Linked DNA regions of Homo sapiens: region 2 is linked to region 1. A link is an interaction called in ENCODE POLR2A ChIA-PET data of the cell type or tissue named here. Cell type or tissue: OCI-LY7. All regions are shown on one strand.

Region 1 (2,500 bases):
ACATGCCACAGAGTCAGGCTTCCAGAAAGCCTTGAGCTTTACAAACACAGGGTCTGGGGAATTCCAGACATTCTGAGTGGCCACATGGTCAGCACACCCCGTGTTCCAGCTAGGAAAGCCCTCCAAAGGCTCTCCTGGAATTTGAATTATTTGCCTGTAGGTTGTTTAGAGATTTTCCGTGGAGAATTGGGGTTTTAATTCAGAGATGCCGAGCATACACATTTAAAGTGCCAATAAGCAAAAAGCTAGTTATTGATATGTCAAGAAAAAGTCAGGCAACCCACACAGAAATCTTCAGCTCTAAATTTACAACTGCAGCCAACTTCTGAACTTCGAGTCCTCCTACAAAGCCGAGGTCGGTGGGCCCCCACGCTAGAGAAATGAGCCTGTTTTTTCTGATGCAAGTGTTCTAAAATGGATGGTTCTGATGTTTGCACAACTCTGTGAATAGACTGAAAAGCATTTGCATGTACACCTTAAAAGGGTGAATTGTATGGTATGTGAATGATATCTTAATAAAGCTGTGACCGCATTACATACAAGGGGCACAGAGAGTGTAGAGTAGGGTTTGAATCTCAAACCTCCCACGCACTGGCTGCGGGACCTGGAGCAGGTCACTAACCCTAGATGAGCTTTGCTTCCTCAATCTCTAAAGTGATGATCAAATCATAGTTATGTCTTGGAATCAACATACAGGGGAAATGAGAGCTGTCTGTGACATTGCCTGGCCCATGGAACGCACTCTATGAATGTGTGCCTTACCAAGTCCCTGTTATTGCCAGACATAGGGGACACAGAGATAAATCAGGCTGCACTCCTGCCTTCAAAGAGGAAGCAGCTGTTTGGAAGACAAGTTTGGGAGACAAGCAGTGACATTTTAGGGTCATCAGTGCTGTGATTCAAGGACAAAATCCATGCAGTGGAACCAGAAAATGGAGGGGAGGAGGGCTGGAGGGCTCAGGGAGGACAATGCCACTCCTTGGACCCAGCTTCCCTGACCACCGAGTCTCCACAACCCCATTACTGCCTGTCTATTGCCCTCCTTTGTTTCTCCCCGGCATCACCTGAATGTGTTCTCATTCATTTACTTGGGCGCTCCCTTGATGCCTGTGTCACTCCCACCTAGACTGGCAGCCCCATGAGAGCAGGGACCTTGTCATTCTTGGCCACTGCTGTGTCCCTGGTGGCCAGAATGGTGTCCTGTGCTTAGTAGACACTTGGTATTTGCTGGAGGAAATACAGCATTAAGATGAGGCTTGGAGGGTACCTGGGAACTAGCCAAGTGAAGAAGCCAGAAAGGGCATTGCAGGCTGAGAGCACAGCAGCCAAGCTACCATTGCTGGAGACTGCACAGACTAAGGAGGGGGACAGGAGGGGGATGGCAGGGGATGGAGATGGAGACACAGGGAAGGGCAGCCCCAAGATGAAGCTTGGCTCTCACTCCAGGGCTCTCACCACTACAGAGTTCCCCTTCTCTGTTGGCTCCAGTCTATGAAAAACCCCCACAGATCCTGGTAGGCGTGCTGAGTGCAGCTGGTGCATTTCTATAGCAACCGTCACCATGGCACCAGAGGCCTGGATCCAACTTCCGGCTCTGCTGAAGCCCTGAGCTCCTGTTACCTGCACCCCCTACCCTGAGCATCCTTTATCCCACAAGGTAGAAAGATGTGGCTGGGGTCCTGCCAGGAGAGCTGTGGCCAGGATGCAGGGCACAGGGTCACAGGATTAAACATCACATGTGTTAGGACAGACAAAGTTGCCAAAGGTGGACACAGACTGAATGCTCACTGGTGATTCCAATTTGCATTGCTTTTCTCAGATGGGGGTAGGGGGTTGGATTTGAATATGCAGCGAGGCGTGGAGCAGACTGGCCTCCATGTGGGCTGGCAGGGAGTGGTGGGGGGCTCTGGGTAGGAGGCCTAGGATGTAACCCCAGCCCCAGAGGCCCCCAGACCTGTGGCTTCTCTGAGCTTCACTCTCCCAGTCTATAAAATGGAAAGGGTAAACACTGATACTATCAGCCCGTTTCAGATATCAGAGAAATAAGCACATGCCTTGCACCTTGTAGGTGCTTGATAAATATGCCATGAGTGAATTAATAAGTAATATTAAAAGTAATGTCACCTCTCAGTCAACAAAGCTGTGAGCCCCAGTCCCCTTCTCTCCTCCCCGCTCCACATTCTGTTCAAACCCAATTCTGTTGCATCAGCTTCAGACCCATCTCCTCCTCTCTGCCATGTCCCTGCCTCTCACCTTAGAGGTCAGGTCGCAGAGGAAGCACTGGTTACCAAGTCGCAGACCTGAGTTCTAATCCACCAATATAAGTTGCTGGCCTTGTGACCCTGGGCAAGTTGAGTCACGTGCCTGGGCCCCAGTTGCACAACTGCCTGCTTCTACCGAGATCCCTTTGGTTGAAAGACTCGGAAACCAAACCAGGCTGGCTTAAGCCCAAAGGAAGGATAAGGTGAGGGTTGTGAGATTTAGCAAATAAAAATACAGA
Region 2 (2,500 bases), 170 kb before region 1:
GTCTTCTACCTAGGAATGCAGGTGAAGGAGCTGTGGGGGATAATGAAAAGGGTGGGGCTTCCATCAAATGAAGAAAGGTTTACCTGGCAGAAAAATTTCTCTCCTCTACTTACTGTCTCTTCCAAGTTGAATCTTCTTCCTTTTTTTTCCTGTTAAATTTTTTTTTCTCCTGTTTAAACTGTTATTTTTAGCTTGAGGGTACATGTGCAGGTTTGTTGCATGGGTATATTGCATGATGCTGAGGTTTGGGATACGAATTGTCTCATTAGCCAAGTTGTAAGCATAGGACCCAACAGTTAATTTTTCAGCCTTCGACCCCTCCCTCCTTGCACTATCAAGTAGTCCCCACTGTCTATTGTTCTCATCTTTATCCCCATGAATACCTAACGTTTAGCTCCCACTTATAAGTGAAAACATGCGGTATTTGGTTTTCTGTTTCTGTGTTAATTCCCTTAGGATAATGGCTCCAGCTGCACCCATGTTGCTGCAAAGGACATGATTTCATTCTTTTTATGGCTGTGTAGTACCCCACGGTGTATATGTGCCACATTTTCTTTATCCAGTCCACTGTTGATGGACAGTAGGGTTGATTTTATGTTTTTGCTATTGTGAGAAGTGCTGTGATGAACATGTGAGTGAATGTGTCTTTTTGATAGAATGATTTGTTTCCTTTGGATATATACCCAGTAATGGGATTGCTGGGTCAAATGGTAGTTCTAAGTTCTTTGAGAAATCTCTAAATTGCTTTCCACAATGGCTAAGCTAATTTACATTCCCACCAACAATGTGTAAGCATTCCCTTTTTCCACAGCCTCACCAACATCTGTTGTTTTTTGACTTTTTATTAATAGCCATTCTGACTGGTGTGAGTATCTCATTGTGGTTTAGATTTGCATTTCTCTGATGATTAGTGATGTAGAATATTTTTTTCTGTTTATTGGCCACTTGTATGTCTTCTTTTGAGAAGTGTCTGGTTATGTCTTTTGCCCATTTTTAATGAGGTTGTTTGGTTTTTTTCCTGTTAAATGGTTCAAGTTCCTTGTAGATTCTGGATATCAGCCCTTTGTCAGATGCAAAGTTTGTAAATATTTTCTTCTACTCTGTAGGTTGTCTGTTTCTTCTGTGGATAGCTTCTTTTGCTGTGCAGAAGCTCTTTAGTTTAATTAGGTCCCACTTGTCAAATTGTTGTTTTTGTTGCAATTGCTTTTGAGGACTTAGTCATAAATTATTTCCCAAGACCAATGCCTAGAATGGTATTTCCTGGGTTTTTCCCTAGGATTCTTGTAGTTTGAGGTCTTACATTTAAATCTTTAACCCATCTTGAGTTAATTTTTGTATATAGTGAAAGGTAGTGCTCCAGTTTTATTCTTCTGCATATGGCTAGCCAGCTGTCCCAGCACCATTTATTGAGTAGGAAGTCCTTTTCCCATTGCTTATTTTTGTCAACTTATTCAAGGATCAGATGGCTGTAAGTGTGAGGCTTCTTTTCTAGGTTCTCTATTCTGTTCCATGTGGTCTATGTGTCTGTTTTTGTACCAGTACCATGCTGTTTTGGTTACTGTAGCCTTATAGTATAGTTTGAAGTAGGGTAACGTGATGCCTCTGGCTTTGGTCTTTTTGCTTACGTAGCTCTGTCTATTCAGGTTCTCTTTTGGTTCCGTTTGAATTTTAAAATAATTTTTTCCAATTCTGTGAAAAATGACATTGGTAGTTCAATAAAGATAGCGTTGAATCTGTAGATTGCTTTGGACAGTATGGGCCATTTTAACAATATTGATTCTTTCAATCCACGAGCATGGCTGTTTTTTTTTAATTTGTTTGTGTCATCTATGATTTCTTTCAGCAGTGTTTTGTAGTTCTCCTTGCAGACCTTTCACCTTTTTGGTAAGGTGTATTCTTAGGTATTTTATTTTTTGTATGTGGCTATTTTAAATTAGATTGTGTTCTTGATTTGGCTCTCAGCTTGAACATTATTGGTGTATAGAAATACTACAAATTTTTGTACATTGATTTTAACCTGAAACTTTACTGAAGCCATCAATTAATTTTTAGAAAAATGAAAGCAGATGGGTGAATACTAATTCCTTTGGCAACTGGAGAAAGCACATAAGAGAGAAAGCAGAGGACCCTGAAACATCTCAGGAATTAGAGATATCAGGTGGCTCTGTGGTAGGGTGAGGAGTAGAACTGAAAACAGTAAGAGTCATTAAAGCAAAAGATAGCACCATCAATGTATTACTCCATCCTCACATTGCCATAAAGAAATACCTGAGACTGGGTAATTTATAAAGGAAAGAGGTCGAATTGGCTCATGGTTCTGCAGGCTGTATAGGAAGCATGGTAGCAACTGCTTGGCTTCTGGGGAGGCCTCAGGAAACTTAAAATCATGGCAGAAGGCAAATGGGGAGCCAGCACTTCATGTGGCCGGAGCAGGAGGAAGAAAGAGAAGCCAGGGAGGTGCTACACACTTTTGAAACAACTAGATTTTATGATAACTCAC

Evidence for each region. Peaks named below come from ENCODE experiments on the same cell type or tissue, not always from the same donor. Only the 100,000 strongest peaks of a DNase experiment are listed, where the experiment ranks them.
Region 2: POLR2A ChIA-PET joins it to region 1 with 5 read pairs; 4 of 35 experiments call an interaction of 5 or more read pairs at or near these places.

Annotation. Positions count from the first base shown.
Region 1 is chr5:173,643,150-173,645,649 of GRCh38, reverse strand. The region is part of intron 2 of LINC01863 (long intergenic non-protein coding RNA 1863); the gene reads right to left. Among named protein-coding and RNA genes, the nearest start is that of LINC01863, 2.0 kb to the right of the region's middle. In OCI-LY7, no CTCF peak of the experiment used is centred here; a DNase peak (open chromatin) is centred at 1,549; H3K4me3 peaks cover 1,207 bases; H3K27ac peaks cover 1,128 bases.
Region 2 is chr5:173,811,757-173,814,256 of GRCh38, reverse strand. No RefSeq gene overlaps it. Among named protein-coding and RNA genes, the nearest start is that of LINC01485, 22 kb to the right of the region's middle. In OCI-LY7, no CTCF peak of the experiment used is centred here; no DNase peak of the experiment used is centred here.